3 separate regions of the Homo sapiens genome follow, and regions 1 and 2 are each linked to region 3. Evidence: chromatin loops called from intact Hi-C (ENCODE). Cell type or tissue: dorsolateral prefrontal cortex. All regions are shown on one strand. Each heading gives the region's core, and the rest is flanking DNA. Links, peaks and the distances in the headings are about the cores only.

Evidence for each region. Peaks named below come from ENCODE experiments on the same cell type or tissue, not always from the same donor. Only the 100,000 strongest peaks of a DNase experiment are listed, where the experiment ranks them.
Region 1: a loop joins it to region 3, with 3 times the contacts of the local background. A loop is called at or near these places in 91 of 110 quality-filtered maps.
Region 2: it touches region 3 in a loop (4-fold over the local background); 68 of 110 quality-filtered maps call a loop at or near these places.

The regions. Positions count from the first base shown.
Region 1 is chr6:157,041,453-157,049,626 of GRCh38, forward strand. The region is part of intron 4 of ARID1B (AT-rich interaction domain 1B); the gene reads left to right. Among named protein-coding and RNA genes, the nearest start is that of MIR4466, 270 kb to the left of the region's middle. RefSeq lists enhancers at 7,015-7,516, 7,517-8,017. In dorsolateral prefrontal cortex, for the core only: a CTCF peak has its summit at 4,588 (motif pointing left); no DNase peak of the experiment used is centred there.
Region 2 is chr6:156,560,189-156,568,362 of GRCh38, forward strand. No RefSeq gene overlaps it. Among named protein-coding and RNA genes, the nearest start is that of SNORD28B, 190 kb to the left of the region's middle. RefSeq lists an enhancer at 4,082-4,331. In dorsolateral prefrontal cortex, for the core only: CTCF peaks have their summits at 4,375 (motif pointing right) and 4,582; DNase peaks (open chromatin) are centred at 4,383 and 4,779; H3K4me3 peaks cover 352 bases.
Region 3 is chr6:157,181,396-157,189,284 of GRCh38, forward strand. It overlaps ARID1B (AT-rich interaction domain 1B), which reads left to right. Exons shown (of 20, transcript NM_001374828.1): 13 at 2,836-3,040. Among named protein-coding and RNA genes, the nearest start is that of TMEM242, 140 kb to the right of the region's middle. RefSeq lists a silencer at 2,300-2,594 and enhancers at 4,547-5,047, 5,048-5,548. In dorsolateral prefrontal cortex, for the core only: CTCF peaks have their summits at 3,031 (motif pointing left) and 3,239; a DNase peak (open chromatin) is centred at 3,016; H3K4me3 peaks cover 799 bases; H3K27ac peaks cover 912 bases.

The DNA.
Region 1 (8,174 bases), core at 1,935-6,934, 140 kb before region 3:
AAACATAACTTAATAAACTTCTTAATAAATTTCTTAAGAAATCTTACTAATCTAATAAGTTACTTCAAAATTTCATGACTGTGAATGTTCTTCATCTTCTGATTAGGTGGCTAAGTCCAGAATTAGAAAAAAGCACGTTTTTATTTAATCCACTCTCATATGAGACGTGGACACTGTTGTTATCCCCAGTGTTAGGTAAGGAAACAGGAACTCAGAGTCTAGAACTTGCTCAAGTTCACGCAACCAATCAGTAACAGAACTGGGATTTGCACCAGCAGTGTCAGCCCCAGCACCTTCTCTGTTTTCTGAATGTCCTGATCACTGATGGAACTGATAGGGTGTACCCTGTACCCGCCTCTCAGTCTTTACTCCCCATCTTCTTAGCCACCATCACCACTGCCCCACTCAACTCCTCTTACTAAGGTCCCCAACGACACACCCAGATCTAGCAGAGCAGTTCACTACTTGCCCTGTGCCTGCCTCCTTGCGCATTTGACCTAATGGACTTCTTCCTTGGCACACTCTCTTCCTGTGGCTTCCTCAGCAGCGTTTTGTTGATTCACCTCCTACAGGTCTGGCCTCGATTTCTCAGACTCGTCTTCCTCTTCACAGACAGGCAGTAATGTGTTCGATTCTCCTCTCTGCTACATAAGCCGCTAATACCCCACGTTACACCTTCCCCTCCTCCTCCAGGGTGTATTCTTAAATATCCTGCCGAATGAATGAATATGCATAAAGCCATGACAAAGATGAAAACATGTATCTCTTGTTCAATACAGTGTATTTCCTGGGGTAAATTCTTAGGGCTTGCCTATTTGACAATAACGTAATTTGATTCTCAAAATAATTTTTAAAGACTTTTCCCTTTGAAAGATGGAGGGACAGAAATATGTATTACCAGTGTATTCATTTGCTATACCTGTCTTCCGGGCTAAATGGACATCAGAATTCCACAAAATCAAAAATATTTTGATAGGGTGTTTTGGCTGACATGTTCTTTGGGAAGAAAACTCTGAATTTTATGACTCTTTTTATAATATTTGATATAAACTATTAAAAATACATGTGGAGAGGTCAGTTTAAAATGAATTACAAGGATAATCAAGGGGAAGCATATTGTATTACTCTAAAAAAGAATGAGAAAAAGAAAAATGATGCAATTTATGCTATCATTGGGTCCCACAAGATCACAGGAGCCCTCCACTCCTTTTTTTTTTTTTTTTTGAGACAGAGTCTCACTGTGTCACCCAGGCTGGAGTACAGTGGCGTGATCTCCACTCACTGCAGCCTCCACTTCCCAGGTTCAAGTGATTCTCCTGCCTCAGCCTCCCAAGTAGCTGGGAATACAGACCTGTGCCACAACGCCCAGCTAAGTTTTTTGTATTTTTAGTAGAGATGGGTTTTTACCATGTTGGCCAGGCTGGTCTCAAACTCCTGACCTCAAGTGATCTGCCCGCCTCAGCCTCCCAAAGTGCTGGGATTACAGGCATGAGCCACCGCACAAAGGCTACACTTAACTTTAATCCTCTTTGGTGATAATTTTTAATATTTGTTTTAGGCACCTAAAATTTATTACTATAAAAGAGAAAGGTCTAAGCTAAAGTATCTGAACATAAGATGTTAAAGTAAATCCTACACTTGTATTACTTTTTACCTGTATTTTGGTTGATTAGATATCTTAGAGAAAAATAACATCAGCGTTCAAACTGGTCTTCCAACCCCCAACTAACAGAGTCCCTTAAATATCCCATGCCCTTTGCTGCCCTTAGCTTCCCTCCAGCCTAGTCTCCACCTTGCCTTTCCCCTGAAATGCTTACCCTTCCTCTTGCTGCATTTCAAAATCCTGCTTTCCCTCCAGGCTCCATTCTAACCTCTCTCTTCTATGATTTGTCTCGGCATGGGCGCCTTCTGAGCACCATCCTCAGAGCTCAACAGTTCTCACTGCCTTTAGGACTCATTTGGAATTTCTCATCTGCCAACTTGTTTTGGTGTTCTTTTGTATTTGGGAGACAGCGTGATATGGCCTAGCCCAATTCTATTACGTGGCATTTTCCCCCATAATATGGTAAGCTTAGAGAATCCATTTTTTTCATCTTTTTATATCCATATTGACTTTCACATGGTAAACAGTGCATAAGTACTGATGATTAAGAGTTTTACTGATAGTGTTAACAATTGTCACTGCTAAGAGCATAAAATGTGTGATATTAACATATCACTACTGTGTTCTTCTGTATTCTGGGATTTCCTTGCCGATTCTCCTGTTATCTGGGCTAATATGTGAGCTTGGCATTTCCTATTTAAGCTCTGTAATGCCCACCTTAAGGAAGATATATTCATTGTTAATGTTTGTTGAAGCTATTGAGTGGGTATGGCTGGCATCAAAAACTAGTTGGTTCCTTTTAACCTGGCTTATCTTAAATATGTTCATTAATCAGGTTCTGCAGTTGTATTCATTCATATCACTCTACTTCTTTCCACTGCTTTCCATTCAAACAAATATCTATGGGATATACGTGTTATTTGTCAAGTACCAGGGATGCAGTGGTAAGAATAATAAGTCCTTGCTTCCACGGATCTTACATTCTGGACACAACATTTGGAATGATCTTATGTCAGAGAAAAATCCAAGAAGAGATGCAAAGTTTGGATATAATTGTATGCTTTTCTGTTGTTTAATTGTCTTAATTGAATCTATTTATTGTATTCTACAAAATGGAATGGATTCCAGTTTGACCTAAGGAAATTATAAATAACAAAAGGATTAGTCACCCGTAAATATAATTTCAAATAGAATAAAAGTGGAAAATTTTATTTTATCTTTTTAAAATAAGGTATTTTCAACTGTGGAAAATGTGTAGCCTGAGGATCATATTTGGCAGTGACTTAAATTTGAGCTGCTTTCTGTCTTTTGACATCTGATCATTATGAAAGTATCTGTATTTCACTTCCCTCATATAAAAACAAAATGATGCAGTCGTTAACTATAGGATTTATCATACTGGCTAAGGAGGAAACAGAAAAAAATACAATGGCAACCCATGTCTGAATGGGCCTCCTGGCTCAAGAACCAAATAATGACCTTTGGGAAAAAGCGGGAGGTTCACTTGTAGCTTCCTTTTCTGATCCATCTAACTTAGAGGGCTCCAGTTTGAATTGTGTTAAAAGTCCATTTGTTTTTAGTCATTTCTGACTCTGTATCTTTTGTTACATTTTTCCAGTTTTAATCATTTCTCATTGCTCATTTTGGTTCTGTAGAGCTGTGCTATCCAGTGTGGCAGCCACCAGCCATGTGTGGCTATTTAAAGTATTTAAAGCTAAATCAAATTCAAATATCATTTCTTCAGTTACACTGGCCACATCTCAACAATTACATGTTGCTGGTGGCTGCCACACTGCCACAGTGCATAGAGAGAGGCGTCCATCTTAACAATGAGTTCTGTTGCCTGAGCTGGTCTAGAAAATACAGGTTCCAAGTATGTAGATGACACAGACAGTTTTTAGCATAACAGCCATTTATATAATATATAAATGTTCTAATAACAATTAGAACAGCCATTTTAAAAATTGATTTAAACACTAGGGATTTGAAAAGATAGTAGAAAACAGAAGGAATTTGCTGTTCAGGTAGAGTGCTATAAAGCAGAGGGGATGTTCTGCTTAGGAAAGAAAGATAAACTACTATAAAGTTGACAAGTTTCATTAGATTTTGAGAATAGAAAAGTTTTAAACAGGGTCATGAAATTTGACATCCTTCTAGAGTGACATTTGTGATGGGTCATTAATTCATTGATTTGCCTAAGATATGCCCCAGGCTACCAATATAGTATTTTGGATTTAGAGTGTTTAGTTTTGCATTGTAAGATTCTACCCAATAAAATAGTTATTTCTTTTATGAGTGTAACCACATGAAAACATATACTAATTTTCTGTTTAAAAACATTTACCATATATATTTTTTGTCAAGCTGCATTAACTCTGGTTCTTCTCTACTCTTTGCGTCTTCTTAGCGGGACCTTTTTTTTCTTCTGTGAGACAGAGTCTCTCTCTGTCACCCAGGCTGGAGTGCAGTGGCACCATCTTGGCTCACTGCAAGCTCCACCCTTAGCGGGATGTGTTTTCTAGTGAATTTACTTGGCTAACTCTCTGAGTGAGTGTGACTATAAGTTAGGTGAAAGTATATTTAAGATAACCAATGTCATTGAAACAAAACTAGCAAACAGTTTTTTTGAACTCATAATCTTATGAACTCATATTACTTTTCATAATATGAAAGATTTGTTTTTACATTTTAATCTTTTTTATTTAATTAAAATCTGTTCAAAACCTTTAGAGCAGTAGAGGACCAAGTTTATTCCATACTGTTTCAATATTGACTCAAACTTAAAATTATAGAATATATATTGTTAAAGCAAAAAATTTACTGTTTCCGCTAAAAGAAAGATTCAAGGGGGTGTGGGGAGAGGAATCTGCAGTGTTTCTCTAGGACCTCAAGGATCTCAAGTTCTCCCGGATGTGGGAATCCAGGAATCCATATTGAGCTCTTCTCTTCTTTTGTTAGAAAATTTCCCAGCCTCTGCCTCTGCCATCTGCTGGTAGTTCAGACAGTTACATGTTTGAGTTTAAAACAAATTTGCTTTATTTTTATTTAGAAATGATTTGGGGGAAATACTTTATGTATATTTACCTGTAATATTTTGATACAGTTTTCTTTGTTAGGTTTAATTATCTTTTGAAGGGATATTTTAGCTTTTTTTCCAATTTTGTCTTTAGAGGAATACACAAGTCTAAAACTCAGAAAAGACAAGACTGTGAGGCCAAAACATATGCAGTGAAGAGGCAGGTTAGAGCCCTGTTAATGAAAGGCCTGGAGTGGCTGATGAGGAGTTACTTGAGAGCTGTTAGGGGTCTCACCTGATGTCTGGCTTTGGATTAAATATGGAATAGGATTTTTTTCCTGCCATTTTATAATTAAGACTACTTGACTGGGAGTTGAACAGACCCATATTCTACTGTAAGTCCCATTGTGAGGTTGGAGAATTGATTTCTAGACATCATTAAATTTATTTCCAGCTCTAAAATTCTTCAGGTCCTTAATGCTAACAGGCCTCCTGTATTCATTGGAAGTACAAGTGTTTTACCATTTGTTAGTCTTCCATTTCTTCTTGCTGATGTTTCCTAGACTAAGATATTCTTGTTGTCTTGGGAAAAATAGAATTTTGTTGTTGTATTGTTGTCCACAAACAAATCCTTTCATTAAGTGAAGCCAGGCAAAAATTTTTAAAAGAAAGGTAAAATATAGAAATTTTATTTTCTGCCACCTTTAGTCTTCTTTCCTAATTTCCTTTAGAGCTGCTATGGCCAGTTACTTTTCAGCATTTTTCTCAAAGAGAAAATGTAACCTAAGATTTTTTCAATTTCTTTTTTTCACAATGAAAAAGGCTGAGGGAGGGAAAGTGACTTATTTTAGGCACTGTCTAGTGGTAAAGCTCAGCTAGAAGTTGCTGCTTCCCAGGCCTGTGTACTTTATGAAAAAATTCCAGCAATGCCTGTGTTGTTGTTTTTTTAAATCAGTCCTCTCAAGTTTAGGAACTCTATATTAGGTTACATTTTACAGAATTGGCATTTCGCAGCTCAAAAAATGGTGTAATGTTGGCAATTTCATATGGTTCAACCCAATGTACTAGGACTCTAATATCATTTTAGATCAGCTTTCAATAGTGAAAACGGTATTTTTCTTTAAAAGTAGTTTATTCCAATTGGAATGGGTATGAGCACACTCTGTGAGGTATTAGGTGATCACGAGATGTTTGTGGAGCTTAACTGACATGAGAGTACCCAGTAGGCCAGAAAGCCCAGCAAAGAAGGTGTGACGTTTCCAGAATATGTTTTGGCATTATATGCAAAATCAGAAGTAGTATATTATAATCAGAGGAGTTCTTGGTGTAATAGGAACTCCATTTCTTCTAGACCAAGTATTCTGTCAGATGATGGTAGATGACAGAGTGTTTAGATAGATTCATTGACAGCATCGCGGCTGTCCCAAGATCTACCAAGTCCACTGTGCAGAAATGTTTGCCCTGCCTTAGTGATGGTGAAGATAAGGTGAGTGGAGGGACCATAATTTAGTGTAGTTCATGCCTGCCTTTGTCAGATTCTGTTCATTTTTGTAAAAAGACGTTAGGAATTAAACATGGCCTCACGTGCTATGTGTCTGAAAAGTGGTCTTTTTAAGAGAGCAAGGAGTTATGCTGGAAGCAAGCTTATTTACTTGTATAATTTAGAGTTTGATTGACTCCATGTATCTCTGGGGACATTATTTTGGCACTAGTTTTTGAGGACTTAATTTTCTAGTAATAATAAAAATGCATATATTCTCTTATCCCCACCCTCAAACACCTGTTCATTTGGGACATGCACATGTAATTAGAGGCGTGTTTCAGGACTTGCCTGTAAAATTCCTTTGCATGCAGTTACTGTGATCATATTAGTAATCATCAAGCTACTTGAGATTTTGTTGGGAAGAAGCAAAGAAAATATCCTAGGGAAGATGGGGGTGATTTTGATTGCGTGTGTTTTAGGTTCTCTGCACTGCCAAGTTTTAAAGCAGATTCTGTTTCTTCAGATGGTGAAAGCCCTCCTCCTTCCCTCCTCCTGCCTTAAATTTGGCTTCTTCCCAAGCCATGTCAATTTTTGCAAGTCAGTTGAGAATGTCAACGTGGCTGGTGTTGAAAGAGCCAATATGTTGGAATATGCTTAAAGCCAAGTAGAACATTTATGTGAATTAAAGAATATATCAGGGATGATTTTTAAAAATCAGATTTGGATTAAGAAACCTGTTGAATTAATACTTGCATAACAGATGTATCACTGATAAATACTTGTAAAAGATATTCCCAAATAAGCAATAAAAGTACCATTTTACAACCGAAGTAATGCATCCTGTGGGTCCATTTGCAAAGATATGCCAACAGAAATGCATGCAGAGCTCTGGAAGTGATAATGCAAATAAAACATTTCACATTATAACTTAAAATAACAAGTTTGGAAGGAATAAAAAGTCTGGGAGACTATTTGTTTTGTCTAAATTCTGCTTTTACTCTGGTCTTTTAACAGTTGGCTTTTGATAATGTATTACTGCCTTAGTGTGTTCCTGTGTATTGAAGGAATACATTGTCTGACAGAATTGTGGTTGAAAATATTACAAGTTCTAAATAATAAGAGTAATAAATATCATATCTTGTTTGCTTTGTTGTCATAGTCGCCTGATCTCATGCTTCCCTGAATTCGGCTGGTGTCTTGATTACGATGGAATCACTAAGCAGAGAGTTTTGCCATGTGTGATTTATTCGTTTGTGCATAGCCACAGCAGAGCATCCATGCAGCCCGCAGTGGCTCTGTGTTCCAGTGTGCCAAGTCACCAAGACTTGCTACCTTAAGGCCAGGCGCAGTGGCTCACGCCTGTAATCCCAGCACTTTGGGAGACTGAGGCGGGCAGATCACTTGAGGTCAGGAGTTCAAGACCAGCCTAGCCAACATGGTAAAGCCCCATCTCTACTAAAAATACAAAAATCAGCCAGGCGTGGTGGTGGGCAGCTGTCATCCCAGCTACTCAGGAGGCTGAGGCACAAGAATCACTTGAACCAGGAGGTGGAGGTTGCAGTGAGCTGAGATCATGCCACTGCACTTCAGCCTGGGTGACAGAGCAAGACTCAGTCTGGAGAAAAAAAAAAAAAAAAAGACTTGCTGCCTTGATTTGCTGCTCACTGTGCCCAGCAAGGCCACTCTGCCATGGCCGATTCTAGACCGTGGCCAAGGTGGGATGAAGCCTTCTCTCTCTCTGGCCAGAGTGCTCCTCAAGTGTGACCTTCCTTTGGTAGCTGGGCAGTTTTCTCCTTGCAGTAGGTGTGGCCTTAGATGGCCATGTGAAAAGGAGGGGTCAGTGTGAGGAACTGGAGAGAAGTACGGGGAGGGACAGGACTGGCCCTTGAAATCGGCGTAGAGGAAGTTAAGTCCTACAGGAGATTTCTTTTTTTTCCCCTAGCTACACATGGCAGTTTAAAGCATTTAATTGGCTGTTTCTTAAGAAGCCATGTACATTTTTATAAGAAATGTCTCTTAACCTCCCTTCACTCTTCCACAAATTAAGTTTTCCTTTCAGAATAAATTTTTTT
Region 2 (8,174 bases), core at 1,807-6,806, 620 kb before region 3:
GGTTGCACAACATTGTGAAGGTACTTAATCCCATTAAAGTGTGCACTTAAAAATGGTTAAAATAGTAAACTTCATGTTAGGTATATTTTATCACAGTAATAAAAAAATACATACCATGCAGAAATCCAGATGAAAGAAGAAATGAAGGTAGCAGTGTTCCAAAGTTTGAGAAACCATGTGGTGCCCAACTAGTAAGTAATTGCAATATTTAAGAATGCAATGAAAATTTTTTTCATTTAATTTACATTCATTCATTTTCAAAAAACCACTAAGTTGTTAGAGCATAAATACTTCTGAGGCTTTTTGAATGTGCTACTTCATCAACAGAACTGTTGGGTATTCTTTTGCTTTAAAGGTACCTTGGAAAGGTTGCTGACACTCCAGTGCTATGAATTGAGACACCACCTATGAGATTTACAAAACAATCCTGAATCTCACCCACTTTCCAATTTACAGTAAGAACAGGGGACAGAGGAACATGTTAAATGACACCACAAGGAAGTAGTCAGCAAATCTAAACTGTGGGGAACACAGGACAAAGAAACCCTGTTCTTGAACAAATATACTGCACAGAAATAAAAAGAAAGATGAATTAAGAAGCATATCAATCAATTGCAATATATATATAATTATTGGATCCTGATTCAAATAAAGTATAAGAATATTTTTTAGAAAAATCAGAAGAAATTTAAGAACCACCTGGATGTTTGATGTTATTTAGGAATTGTTAATTTTTTGATACAATAATGAAATCATGGTTCTGTTTTTTCAGCAAGTTCTCGTCTTTCAGAGATACACGTTAAAATGTTTTTAAAATGTTTTTAAAATGTTATTAGGACCTTGCTTCAAAATCATCTAAGTTTGGAGATGGGAAGGGAGTGGTAGAAGAGATAAAGCCAGCTGTGAACTTATCAGTATGGAAGCTGGGTAATGGGTACATGGAGAGCTCGGGATGAAGTTTGGACTTGGGAGCAAGGCACCATACCCCCGCCCACATACTCTGGCCCCTGACACTGAACCCCAGGCTGGTCCCCAGACTCACAGCTCCCTCTCATCTTGTGGCCTTTGGCAGAGCCTGTTTCCTTTGCTCTTATTCTCTTCTCCCTCCTCTTCATCTGAAAACCCTCCACATCACACAGATCCCAGCACGGCCCCTTCTCCTCCTGGGATACACTGTCTAACACCCTCTCCATCACTGGTTTGGGAGCTTTTCCTCAATGCTTTGTGGTCCCTATCACAGAACTTTGTAAAATAGACTTTAATTTCCTATTAACTGATTGATTGGACTGATGTCTGGTACATAGTATATATTCAATAAACATTTGTCTAATTAAGAAATGAATGGCTAAACAACTGAATAAATGTTATTATAATTACAGATCATTCTCTCCTGTGCCAGTTTGCCATCTACATAGATACCATTATAAAGCTTTTATTGCAGGGAGAAATGGAGTTTCTCTCCCACCTGGAAGGAAGGACCTGAGAAGGCACCTGTAAGAATGAAAAGGCACGCATATGTAAGGCCACCTCACTGTGTCACAAGTGGAGACACAAGGAATTGAGCCAACAACACAGCTCCCAGAAAGGCAAGACCCTAATGGAGGGTAACAGGGTTAGAAGGGGGCCACTCTGGTTATGGAAATCGTGACTGCAGAGAAATCCCGGGCTCACTCTCCAGATGCTTACCTGACTCTGAGCCACTCCTGGGGACTCACACGTCTCTTCAAATCCCCTTCCAGGCTGAACCCTGGTGTCTGGCAGGCATCCACCCCGCTTCATGTGTTCATTACACAAGAACGAGTTACCGCTCACTGACTGCACTGAGCCTCACCCAGACTGTGTGCTGGGCAGTGCGACCAATTCAAACGTGAATACTGACAAAGACAAGACAGGTGCAGACACAGCCACACGGCAACACAGGGCGCACTCAGGAGCGGGAGGGGGAGAAGGTCAGGCAAGTGGGGAGATGGTGACTGAGCTGGCATCCTGCCAGGTAAGCAAGCCAGGACAGAAGCCCAGAACCTGAGCCACAGACCACGAGGGGTGGCATGGGACAGCTGCCTGGCAGCGGGTGCGAGGGGCTACCTGAGTTGGGTTTCCAGTTGGACCAGGGAAGGCTTCCTCCTGTGGCAAGTGCAGAGGCAGAGTGGCCACGGTGCTGTCGGTGGCCCCGTCAAGGCAGGTTTTTCCCACCCTCCCCCCTTGCTCAGATGGGAGCGTCCGGGAGTCAGGGCTGCAACAGCCAGGCGTTGCCCCCTATACCACACAGTTCAGAGGAAGGAGAGGCTGTGAGGTCTATCTGCTGTCTCCTCCTGGAGCTCTCTCTTAAAGGAAAACAAAATCTCCCCCAGAAGACCAGCAGCCAACTTCTGGTCAAGCCACCTGGCCAAAACTGGATGGCAGCCCACCCTGGGTTTGGCGAGCACACAATGGCAGGTCCACGTGGAACCTGTTTGCCCGGCCGTTAGCCCTTTCTGACTCCTGGGTAGAATCAGGAGATGTCTTCGGCGGTCTCCCACAACCCAAGCAGGCTGTGAACTGAAGAAATGGCCCGGGTTGCTTCCAAGCAGAGGTCTGGAGATGAGACAAGACTTGCCCTGAGTTCCGTTCCCACCACGCCATTTCTCCGCCCCACTGGGCCTGGGGCCTGGCTGCACGGAACAATTTCCCAGGCCCCACCCATATCAATTACATCCAAAGCTCCAAGGGTTGGGGTCCAGGCCCCTGTGGCTTTGTTTTTTAACCTCCCAGTGGATTCAGATGCACAGTGAGGATTGAGGACCAGTGCTCTAGGTCAGTGGCTCCCAAACTTCAACAGCATCAGAGTCACCAGAGGGCTCCTTAAAAATACAGATCCCCGGCCGGGTGTGGTGGCTCACGCCTGTAATCCCAGCACTTTGGGAGGCCGAGGCAGGTAGATCACCTGAGGTCAGGAGTTCAAGACCAGCCTGGCCAACATGGTAAAACCCCATCTCTACTAAAAATACAAAAATCAGCCAGGTGTGGTGGTGAACGCCTGTAATCTCAGCTACTTGGGAGGCTGAGGCAGGAGAATCACTTGAACCTGGGAGGCAGAGGTTGTAGTGAGTGGAGATCGCACCAGTGCACTCCAGCCTGGGTGACAGAGCAAGACTCCGTCGCCAAAAAAAAAAAAAAAAAAAAAAAACAGATCCACAGCCGGGCATGGTGGCTCACGTCTGTAATCCCAACACTTTGGGAGGCTGAGGCAGGTGGATCACCTGAGGTCAGGAGTTTGAGACTAGCCTGGCAAACATGGTAAAACCCTGTCTCTACTAAAAATGCAAAAATCAGCTGGGTATGGTGGCGGGCATCTGTAATCCCAGCTACTCGGAAGGCTGTGGCAAGAGAATTGCTTGAACCCGAAAGGTGGGGGTTGCAGTGAGCCGAGATCGAGGCACTGCACTCCAGCCTGGGTGACAGAGCGAGACTCCATCTCAAAAAAAAAAAAAAAAAAAGGTACAGATCCCCACACCCCACAACCAAGTTTCTGATTCAGGAAGTCTAGGGTGGGGCCTGGAATCTTCATCTCTAACAAGCTCCCAGGCAATGATGATGCTGCCGGCTGAGAACCACTGCTTGACCCAATCTCCATCCAATCATTAGCCCTTTTGGAGCCTCTCCGCCTTTCTCATCTGTGAAATAGAAACAAAACAGCTGCCCCACCGCTGTCACTGGAGGGATTAAAGAGAACATCCACAAAGCACCTGGCACAGAGCTCACAAAGTACACAAGGCACTTAGCACGTACTCAAAAAACAGAAGGCTCTATTATTAGTCACGTTACAATGGAGGTGTCGGTGTGCTGTACGCGTGCAACCCTGCGCTGGCCCAACCTCCCCCCACCTAGTATTTTTTTTTTTTTTTGCCTTCTCAAAATGTGGAAGCACCAAAAAATAATGTGCATTCCTGCTTTCTGCACTGATTCTAACCCTCTGGAGTTTTCTTATAGAATGATGCTTATCAGAGGAAAAACATCTGTTCCACTTTCTTTAATCTCTAATTTATCTAATCTCCCCGTATAAAATAGGTATACTGCTAATGAGTAAATTCCTGCCAAGGGAATGAAAATGCTTGTTACAATTACTTATTCTGCTCATTGACTTTACCCTCTGTGGTCCAATATCACACAACATAAATATAATGGATGGGCCACTTTTTTCTGGCATCTTCATCACCGGCCACTAATAGAGAGCCTTTCAGAATAGAAAGTTGTCATTTTCCATCTCTCTACTCGAAGCACCAGACACAAGTTTGCCAGAGTAAATCTCCTCCTCAGACAAGTGAGTGTCCTCACCCAGCCCAAGGCACAAGCCCCGAAGAATCCTGTGCGGTGGCGACGGTGATGGAGAGAGGCCACCAGAGGGCGCAGAAGAGCAGCAAGGCTGCCCCCTCCAAGGCCGGCGACTCGGCCACCTGGGCCGCCAAGCCCTGCATGGGGTGTTTATCGTTGGAAAGGGTGTTTTTCAGAACCTATAGCACCTTGGTGGTTCTTAATTTTTTTTTAAGTTAATAATCAAATACGATTTGCTCCCATGTGTTTATAAAAAGTAAGCCAAGATGACATTACTTAAAAGAACAGAGCTAGATCAAAAGAAAGTGAATGAAATTTGAGAATTGTGGCGCTATGGGGGTGAGGTGGGGTCGTGGAGGGCCATCTGGAATGAATGCCTCATTTTACAGAAGAAACAAGGATAGGACGAGTAAACAGAGGGCCACAGCCAGGCCCAGGCCCCGGCTGCTGGTTCTGCGTCTGCTCAGCCACCAGGCTCGGGCAAAGCCGAAAACGTCAAGGACCAACAGACAGGCCATCAGCCCTCGTCTCCTCTCTTTTCCATGTCTCTTTTACCCTGGGAAAAAGAGAACTGACGTTTCATATTATAACCTGAATTTGTACCATGACTTTCCATGGTTATTGGAGTTTTTTTGCTATTTTTATTGTGGTAGAGTATAGACAACATAAAAATTTACGATTTTCACCGTCTTTAAGGTACAATTCAGTGGCATAAAGTACATTTGCATTCTTGGGCAACCATCACCAACCATCCATCTCCAGAACTTTTCCATCGTCCCTAACGGGAACTCTGGACCCATCAAATTCCAGCTCCCTAATCCCCTGGCCCCCAGCCCTAGGAACGCCCATTCTCCTTTCTGCATCTATCAATTTGCCTATTCTTGGAACCTTACATAAAGGGAATCCTGCAATATTTGTCCTAGTGCGTTGGCTTCTTTGATGTAGGACGATGTTTTCAAGGTTCAGCTGTGGTGTGGCAGGTGTCAGAACTTCCTTTTATGAATGAATAAGACTCTTGCACCTTTGTTCTTGATACCCAGAAAAATGCTGCAAGGCAAAATGGAGGGGCAACTCTGGTCTTCATCTTTCAGATGAGGACTCTGAGCCCGGCACTTACCTGCCCACATCCATACAACGTGACAGCAGATCTTGGACTCACATCCAGGGCTCTTTGCCCTCCTTGTCCTGGGATTTTTCCGGGTACAGACAGTGGCCTTCTGTCATCGCTCTCCTGCACACAGACATGGAGAGATGCTTCCTTCTCAGGAAGGGCATTCAACCCACCTAACAAACACACGTGCGGCTCCACTGCGGAAAGAAGGTGAACCAAACTAGAAAGAAACAACTCCGTGTGGTAACGTTTGCATAGATTATACCACCCAGTCACAAAGCTCTTCTACACACGGGGTCTCAATGTTAATAAAAACTTAGCTGGGGACAGGGGTGTGAATATTCTATCTCATCCCAACTGAGGTTAAGACAACAAGCCACCGTGTATGCCAAGGCCCTTTAAAGTCCCGGCTTCAGCTGAGAGCACTCAAGGGTACAGTGGCTGGATGTCTTTATTCCAGTGAAGTTTCCTGGGGCCATAATTCACAGAAGTCCTCTGTCCTGGGGCCACTAAGGATTGACTGTACAAGTGAGCTGTTTCTCACATCTACCTATGTTTTACAAAAGCACACACTGTAGGTTCTCTTGCGTTCCCATTATCGAGATGACTGTTAATAGTTATCTGTACACTTTTTGTACATCACCTCAGTTAACTCCTGCATATGCTCTGTGCATAAATGAAGGTTTAAAGATCATGTAACCAGCTCAGGGTTATTACACGGCTGGTAAACCATAGTCGGGATTCCAGCTCGGTTTTAGGACTTCAGAGCCCAGCTGGCCAGCACAGAGTTAAGTTAGGTCATGTTAAACTCTTCCCCACTGGCCAGCAGGTGGAAGCTGCCTTTGAGGGGTATATACTCTCTCCCCAAACCAAAGCATAGGCAACAGGTCCAATGCAGCAAGACCCATTCCTGTACCTGCCTTTATGCCTCTGTGACAGATGCTTTGAGGAAGACCAAGATGAAGAGGACCGGCCTCCCAGGGCTCACATCCAATGAACACATACTTGTTGAGTTGTATCTGTGGCTTGTTGGACTTAGAAGTAATACAGAATTTTGAGCGTAGTAATTTCCTGGTATGTTGTGAACGAAATGGAGAAATAGTTTATTGGATGGCGTTCAGGTGGGAAAACATAATACTGTGATTTTTACTATAACACTTTCCCCAAGCACTTCCACACTTCCCTTCGTGTTTCAGAGATACCTGACATTCCCCGAGATTTGAATCTCGGTCCAATAGCTCCAATAGTGTGTTAAAGGGCATCACTTGGAGAAGGGCGAGTGTTGCCAAGATTCCAGCCAAAATGTGTTTCAAAATCACATGGGGTGTTTTCTGAAACCGTATTTACTATAGAAATACTAGGAGAAACAAAAAGAAAGAAAGAAAGCCTGGATCCATCCTGCTTTGTATTCTAAATACTGAATTTTCTTGAACTCTAAGAATTTACATAAGATGAAGCAACACTCAGAAAAGGTTGGCTGATCCTAAAAGGATTAAAAATCCTGTCTCAGTGGTCCAAGAGCCCTTTGTAATTTCAGCTGCTCATCGTCCTTGACTATATTTGCCAGTTTTCTGATATGAAAATGCTGGAGGTGTTCAGCACCGTGCCTCAGTTTGGGAGGTCTGCAGACACAGTGGCGGGAAGAGATGCTGTCTGATTTTTACACTTTGATTGCCTCGGCTCCCACCCACCGTGTTACCAAGGAAAAGGAGGCGTATTATCTAGTTTGTGGTTAAGCAGGAACACTTGTATCAATAAATGAGAAATATAAAGGAAGAGTGATTTCCCTTCTATTAAATAACCTAAGACAAAAAAAATAGGAAAAAGTTGTTACCCATCAACAATGTTTAAATATCTATGTATTCTAAGAATGAGAAAATGGGGTCAGGCACAGTGGCTCACTCCTGTAATCCCAGCACTTTGGGGGGCCGAGGTGGGCAGATCACGAGGTCAGGAGTTCAAGACCAGCCTGGCCAACATGATGAAACCCCATCTTTAATAAAACTACAAAAATTAGCTGGGCGTGTTGGTGTGCGCCTGTAGTCCCAGCTATTTGGGGAGCTGAGGCAGAAGAATCACTTGAACCCAGGAGGCAGAGGTTGCAGTGAGCCGAAATCACACCACTGCACTCCAAACTGGGTGACAGAGCAAAACTCCATCTCAAAAAAAAAAAGAATGATAAAATGATAACACAAAGGTTATTTCCACTAAGAAAGTCACTCTGAAGGATGGGTGTGGTGGCTCATGCCTGGAATCCCAGCACTTTGGGAGGCCGAGGTGGGAGTATCTCTTGAGCCCAGGAGTTCCAGACCAGCCTAGGCAACATGGCAAGACCCCATATCTACAAAAAATATAAAAATTAGCTTGGCATTTTGGTACATGCCTGCAGTCCCTGCTACCCACTACTCAGGTGGCTGAGGTGGGAGGATCACTTGAGCCCATGTGGTTGAGGCTGTAATGAATCCAGATCATGCCACCGCTCTACAGGCTGGGCAACAGAGTGAGACCCTGTCTCAAAAGGAAAAAAAAAAAAGTCACTCTCAGTATAACTTTTAGGTAATATTCTAAAAGAAATTGGAAAAAAAAATTTCCTACAAATAATCTAGTAAATAACCAACTACTTACTTAACATGGTAAAACCACATGGATGGTTCCAAGGTATCTCAAACTGAACATACTCAAAACCAAATTCATGATATTCTTCTGTCAAACATGCTCATTCCCAGTGTTCCATTTATCAATGCCCTCATTC
Region 3 (7,889 bases), core at 19-5,018:
TTCTTGGACCTCAGTTTCGTCATGTATACAGCGGGCCAGACTAGATTTTCCTGTAGGTTTTCTTACAGCTCCAGAATTCTCTGGAATCTGCCAGTAGTTCATAGTAAATACTCAGAAATGTTTTACAAATGACTGAATTAATTATCTGTGTCAGATATAAGTCACATTTACTGCTTCCCTCTATCCAGAACAGGTTAGCAGGAAAATTAAGTGATACTTGTCAAACCATGCCCACAATAACTGGACAGTTAGGAGGGCCATTGCTGTGACCTCCAGCGGGCTAGGCCTGAGGTGTGACAGGGGAGCTGCCTGGGGTGCAGATTTAAGGAGCTATCCACTGTGTGCTTGCTTGACTCTCAGAGTGAGTGCGTCCTGAAGTCTCATACCCCAGGCACCGGCTTTCCTCACTGTAGCCCTCGCTCCTTAATCAGGAGTCTAGTTGTAGGACCACGCCCTGTCATAGGAACAGGGAAAAGGTACTCACTGTGTAACCTTTGTCTTTCTAAATACATGAGTCACCAGCCCCAAAGCATAGATGAGAAAACTCCTGTGTAACAAAATCAAGTACAGGATGGGGTGCAGTGGCTTACACCTGTAATCCCAGCACTTTGGGAAGCCAAGGCAGGAGGATCACTTGAGGCCAGGAGTTGCAGACTAGCCTGGGGACCCCAGTAAGACTTTGTCTCCATTAAAAACTACAAAACTTAGCCGGGCGTGGTGATGCACACCTACAGTCCCAGCTGTTCAGGAGGCTGAGGTGGGAGGATCACTTGAGCCCAGGAGTTCAAGGTTACAGTAAGCTTTGATCACACTACTATACTCCAGCCTGGTTGACAGAGCAAGACCCTGTCTCAATAAAAAATAATATATTTTTTAAAAAATAGAATAATGCTGTAGCCCAGGGACACTCACAGGGTAGTTGGTGGGGCCAGGTCTGTCTGACTCCAGACACATACTCTTCCCATTTGCCACTGGTTCTGGAGTCCAGCTATGCATTAGAATGGCCTGGGCAGCTTTTCAAAGCTGTCAGTACCTGGGCTACCACCCGACATCAATGAAATGAAACCTTCTGTGCCCAAGGTAATCTAACAGGCAGTCAGAATCAGGCGCCCTGCGCCCCACCAAGGTGGCGGGGGTCACTAACTATCCAAGGGCAAGTCATCTGCCCTGCAGGTGTCACTGACGGCCTACCGTGGTCTCAGTGCTGCGTCTCGGGGGAGAAAGGGGAGGCCTTCTTTGTGCTTAGCCTTCCCACTAGGTGCCTAATCCATTCCATGGGGGAACTGAGACCTGTGACAGAAAGAATTAGAGCTTGCCCATGACGCTGCATAACCAGCTGCTAAGTCGTGTGATACCACGTGTGAGTGATGGTCAGCAAAGAGAATGATTGAGACACGCCTCTCTCTGACCTGGACTCCCTGACCTTTCCCCTCTGCACCTGGGCTCCTTTGCCTTCTGCCCCTGGACTCCCCTGACCTTTCTCCCCTGCACCTAGCCTCTTCTGACATGGATTTTTTAGAATCACCAAGACTGCTCAAACGATTAGATTTTATCAGCCAGCACAGAGTAGATAGTGTCTGGCTACTTCCTTACTGTGACTGTGTCCACAGTATATATAACCAGGCTGGGTCTGTCATGAGACTCTCCGCGGGCTTATAATGAGGGTTGCTGGAATGTAGCTGGGTTGCATCTTTGTCCCCACCCCATCATGCTGTGTACCTTGTGGGCATCAGATGTGGTTGGGAGCAGGTGCTGCCACCACACAAAGCTCAGCTCCCAGCCTTCCTTCTTAGGTCACACTGAGCAGCGCCCAGCTTGCCATTTCTGAAGTAACCTGAAGACCCACAGTTTGCAGCCCTGCATTCAGTGCCAAAAGAGGGCGGTGGGCATCTCCGGGAGCATCCACAATTTATTATACACCACCGAGTACTAAGTAAATGGACAGAAGAGCCGTGTGAGAAAGTTTGAACCCAGAAATTTAATATTTCATTAAAAACCACTGTCCCCTTACCTCCTCCCTTGCCACACAACGCAGGAGACATCAAAAGGCAAAACCTTCCCCAAGTTATTTGCAAATCCTCATGTTTCATCCATGTGTTTAACCGTTTAACCTTTCATAACCTGTTCCCAAGTGGGAATCAAAAGGTTAAAATAATGCCTCGGATCTTGACGTCACATTTCAGGAGTTCTCTTTCTTTCTCCTCCTTTTGCGACTGTGTTGTCTCCAGCCCTTTAAGCCTCCTTGAGTAAGAGCACCGCACAGGAAGGTGTGCACCTGCCCCGTCAGCAGGGCTGGTGGCCAGTGGCATCGCATCATGCTTTTTAAGTTGGGGGCCGTTGGTCCAGGGGCTCATTTGCCTTTGCACGAGGTGCTGCTTTTGCTTTTGCCTGACACCCCAAGCAGTCTTGGGGTGAGGGGATGGGTACGGCCCAGAATCACAGGCCCACTTCTGAGGGCTTGCAGCTGCTGGAATGAGCACTTTCACATCAGTGCCCAAAAACCTAACTTGGAAAATAGTGCCGTTGTTGCTTTTTAAATGTTTTGAGATGCCCTTTTTCCTTAATTGGAGGTGCAGTGGGATGAGCGTGAGGCGTTGGGAGATGTGGCGGGCAGAAGGACCTCCGAGCAGTGCTTTTTCTGTTGCCATCAGCAGGTTCCCTAATGGTTTTATAACTGTAAATGCTGCCTATGCACTGCTGAGTGGGAGTAATGAGCATTAGTTAAAAGAGGCAAATGAAGAAAAGTCAACCAAGACATTAAGTGCTTTTTTTGTCTCCTGGCTTTAAACAAGCCACTTTGTTGCAAACCAATGATCCTGCCGTGTTTTTCACTAGGTTAATAAAAACAAGAAGTGGCGTGAGCTGGCAACCAACCTAAACGTTGGCACCTCAAGCAGTGCAGCGAGCTCCCTGAAAAAGCAGTATATTCAGTACCTGTTTGCCTTTGAGTGCAAGATCGAACGTGGGGAGGAGCCCCCGCCGGAAGTCTTCAGCACCGGGGACACCAAAAAGCAGCCCAAGCTCCAGCCGCCATCTCCTGGTAAGTGGCGGCGCTGCAGTCACTGGCCCAGGAAAGCCCAGGCGCCTGGCCTGGGAGGTTCCGGGAAGGTGGTTTCACAGTCAGGCCAACAGGGAACTTGGGACTTTTGAGAGGTGGGGGGTTCCTGTGTCGTTTTGTTTATTTAATTGGACGCCCACTGGCAGTGTTAAGGGATGAGAGAATTAAATCTGGGATATGGCCATTTCTGGTTGACACTTGGAAGGCACCCCTTCTTTTGCTTTACCTTAATCAAAACAGGCTTTCGAATTCTAAGCCATATACGTTTATTGCTTATACAAGTATTCAAAAAGATTCCATCTACCTCTACACAAAATAAAGATCCCCCAGTGGCCAGTTTGAATACATGTGCACTTCTAGGAAATGCCACCCTACAGGTTCGACAGCTCGAGCTCCCCCGCCCTCTTTCGGAAATCCTCAGATTTGAACTTTAGTAAAATGAAGCCTGGGCTTCGTTTCTAATGTCCCCTACCCAGCAAGTTCTCACTTCTAGGGAATTTAACAAGCTGTCGTGGTAAGGATCCACACGGCCTTGTTTTGGAAACAGGTGGTCTTTTGCAGCCTTGTTCTGGAAGTCAGGGGTCTTAGGAATGGGTGCAGCGCTGGCCACCAACACGCTCGCAGGCCGAGCCACATCAGTGACGCCTGCTGGCTCCCTTCCCTCTCCTCCCCACTGACAGAGACCCTCCCATTCCTTTCAGCTCCCCTGCCAGCCTTCGTTCTACCGTTTGGCTTTCAGATTTGAAATGACAAAATCATATATTCTGATAAATGCAATAGTAGAGAGGGGAAGAAATTGGCACCTTAGTGCTGGGTGGTGACCTTACTCCAGTAGATCCGACCATTCTCTTATCTGTGTCTGCCTCGCAGTCAGCGACCTTCAGCACATTAGCCTCACTGTTCCTGGTCCCTGTCTATGAGATGTGGCTGCACCCACCGCTCCTGTACACAGCTTGTTCTGAGCGTGGCTGGCAGCCCATGTTTCCTGAGCACTTCCAGTGTGCTGGGCCCTTTTCTAAGTGCTATCATTTCATTTTCACATCAGCCCTGTGACATTGATACTATTTTAAAATCCATGAGAAAATGAAGGTCTCGTGGAATCTAAGTACTTGCCCAAAGCCAACTAGCTGGGGAGTAGAAGGTCTTATCTGGGGCATCTGGTGCTACAGTATACACGATACCCACCAGACACCTCTGGCTGTATTGAAAATACCTTTGTAATATGTGAAATGTTTACACATAGAAGCCAGAGAAAGAGGTCATTTCATTTTTAATGATTTCCTCTAGCTGCTGTCTGGATGGCAAAGCTGATATCCAAGGTTGCTAATCAAGGGATCTCACATAAATACGTTTTAGGCCCAAAGTGCACTTGTAGTGAATATACCTAGAATTACATCTGTAGGCTCTAAAAACAAGTAGAAATCCTCGCTAACCTCATCCTTAAAGATTCAAAGGCTTTACCAACTCAGGTGTCCCTTAAAAACTGGGAAATCTAATTTTAAAAATCTCACAACATTACATCCAGTTCACAGAGTAAAACAAGCTGCCTGTGAACAGCTCTGAAACTATTTTTCCAAAATAAAAACCCAGTGGGGCGTAGGGACCAAAGTGGTGATGTCTGTAAAGATCTAAGGGTACATTTTATTTGCCAGGAAAGAACTCGTGTCACTGAATGGGCTGCACTTGTGTATGGAGAATAGCTCTCCCAGTGTGCATCAGCTTCAGGACGGGGGCCCTGCTGAGGCGTATAGATCCTTCAGAAAGTGGAGGGCCTGTTCTCTTAACAGCCAGCCGTTCCCTTTTCCCCTTTTTTAAACTGTCATTTTTATGGCAACATTATCATTTTAACTACACAAAAGAGCTTGGATTGCAAATGGACTCCTGGTATACATTCTTCTCAGTAGTCCAGATGGAGCCGAGGGCCTGTGACACAGGAGGCAGTGGAAGGAAAGCCTCCTGGTCTCGTCCAGCCCCGAGAGCGCGTGCAGGGGGCTCCAGGCACACACAGGCGTCTGGGGGTCGCAGGCAGAGGCACCCTGGTCTTCAGAAGCCTCTCGATTCACTGCCACCCACACAGCAGGTGGCCTCTCCGATTCCAGTCCCATCATTAGGGAAAGTGTCTGGAAACATTTTTGTTGTTAAAGGAAAATAAAATTATTCCCAACTATTGGCCATGTTAGAGTCTCATTTATTACAAGATTTTTAAACACAAATTTACGGTAAAAATGTATGTTCTTTGAAGTCACTTTTTCCTGGAAGAACATAATTATAGTTTATTTTTTACCAGCACATTCAGGCGAACTAAACTAAAAGATTCTGAAGAAACATTTTAGATTTTTTTTCACCCAATGGTTGCTCTGAACCAGCTAAAATCCTAAGTCTTTTGACTGTATTCTAAGAGCACTCTAAGTCATCTGTCTCTAGTCAGGTTTCAATTTGGGGTGCTAATACAGCTCTAGGCTTCAATTCTGTCAGCCTCTGGGAGGCATAAGCCCCTTGGCCCCTGGGGCTGCACCCCACATATCACTGCCAAGTGGCTGTGTGGCTTCTCACACCGGATGTCTGGGTTCCTGTCTTCCAGCCACCAGAGCAAGTCAGTGATTGAGACTCCCAGGTGAACCAAGGCAAGGCCATGGGGTGTGGTTTGTGTCTTTAAGGTGCCAGTGGCGATCTTGTTATAAAGCATCTAGAAAAGGTTGTGGGGGAGTTCCAATGAGCGCTGTAGGAAGCACCTCCCCAGCCTGTAAGCTGGAGATGGGGAGGGGAATGGAAGGGACCAGGCTGGGAGAAGTGGGGCAGGGGTGGGGCATGGAGCTCCACATTCGGTTAATAAGTCTGTAACCAAAAACCCATCCATCTTGGCTGGCAGGTGGCTGACTGAATTTCTATTATTAGCTGACAGGTGATGTCACAAAACCTGTCATGGATCCAACTAGGGAATCCTCAGTGGAAGATAAATGAGAAAGGGACTCAGGTTATAAACAGAGGTGCCCTCTGGTTGACCTCTAGTCACTGTAGACCTGGGACATATCAGCTATTCCTTCTCCCCACCCTACTTCGCTCAACCCCGCCAGAACTAGGGCACCAGGTTCGTGCCGGGTAAATTATCTTCCCAGCTAGGAGCCTGGCCATGCTGTCTGAAGTGTGTGAATGTACTTAACCTTCAGTAACCTTTCCATTGTTTACTTTAGAGTATACATTTGTAGCTTCTGGCAAAAGGTAGGGATGTCCTAGAGAGCCTGCCAGCCTCCTCTATTAATGGAGTTACAAGAGGTTGCATTCATTTTTTTTTTTTCCATGAAAGGAAAGGAAAAAAAAAACACTGGCAAGGGAGATTTTTCCTTTTTTTTTTTATTAGCTATAAATGTGAATACTTGTAAATAAGGGTCTTTCTGAAATCAAGCCTTGCAAGTGATGTTTCCAAGGAGGCTGTCGGCTGGAGCGGAGCCTGCCTGAATTTCGAAAGCAAGTCATTTCTCTTCTGCAGCACTAGGCGGGCAACCATGTCTGCAGGATTATTACCCTTTTATATCTGCAAAAGACGGCTTTCTTCCTTTACTCCAATATACCTTTTTAACATGTGTTTCCAGGGTTTTACGCAAATTTGGTTTGTAAGTATGAGTGAATACATTTTTCTTTTAAAATACCTACAATAAGTGTCAATCTTCTCTGTATAACAAACCCCCATGACATGCGTTTACCTATGTAACAAACCTGCACATCCTGCACATGTACCCCTCAACTTAAAGTTTAAAAAAAAAAAAGTAAATAAAAACTTTTTTAAAAAAGTCAGTCTTTGTGGCATCTCTGAGAACTTCTCTAAGTCATTCAGTGCAGGGCTCACAGGGACGGATGTTACGCAGTGTTCAGCTCTGTTGGCCAGCGTTCATTCCAACCCAGGCCAGAGGCTGGGCAGACCTCATCTGGCTAGGAATGTCTCTGTCTAGCTGAGGCTTTCCGAGTAGAAATAATGTACTCATTTTGATTTCTGACTCCTTCCCAGTGTCCTCTGTAACCTCTCGTGGTTTGTTTCACCTCCATTGCCACTAGAGTAAAATGTGAATAATGGTAGTTGTAGTGAGCCTTGGGAACGTCATAGGAAAGGCATTCTACACAATAACATGGAAAACGTTATTCACAAGCAGCAGTAATCCTGCCATTTGTTCGGGGGGTTCTGCACGTTTTTATCAGAAACTCCATGAGGGCAGGGGTTGTTGTCTTTCTTATCAGTTTGGTCCACTGGTGTATGTGAGCATAGAAGAGAACCTAGACTATAGTAGGTGTATTACTCATTTATTAAGTATTTGTTTAATTCACACATGAAACCAGTATCTATTGATGATCTGGCGTGCTAAGGACTGCAGTAGATGACAGAGCAGGAGCCCTGCAAATGTTACGTTTTTCCCTCAAGGTGAGGTTAATTAATTTTTCCAAGAGTCCCACATAAGGTTTGGAAAAAATCAGTTCAATTCTGTTATTATAATGTAATTATACTTAAAGCCAAATCTCAGCACCCTGATAACAGCATTAAAAAAACGCCAAACCAGTATGACTTGTGCTTTTTGATAACAAATCTGATTTCATAGGTCAAAAAGTGACACTATTAATGACAGCACAGACACATTCAGATGTTGAGAAGCTATTGAAATGACATAAGGCTCATTGTTAATTTGTGTCCTTGCTTTTCATCTTAAACATTTCACATTGTCTAAGACCCAGAACTAAGTTTTCTAATTTCGTTTCTAAAACAGCACAATAATTCATCGAGTTGATGCACAAAAATTTTCATCCCATTTATAAAAATGTACATTTAGATTATTTCCAGTCTAGA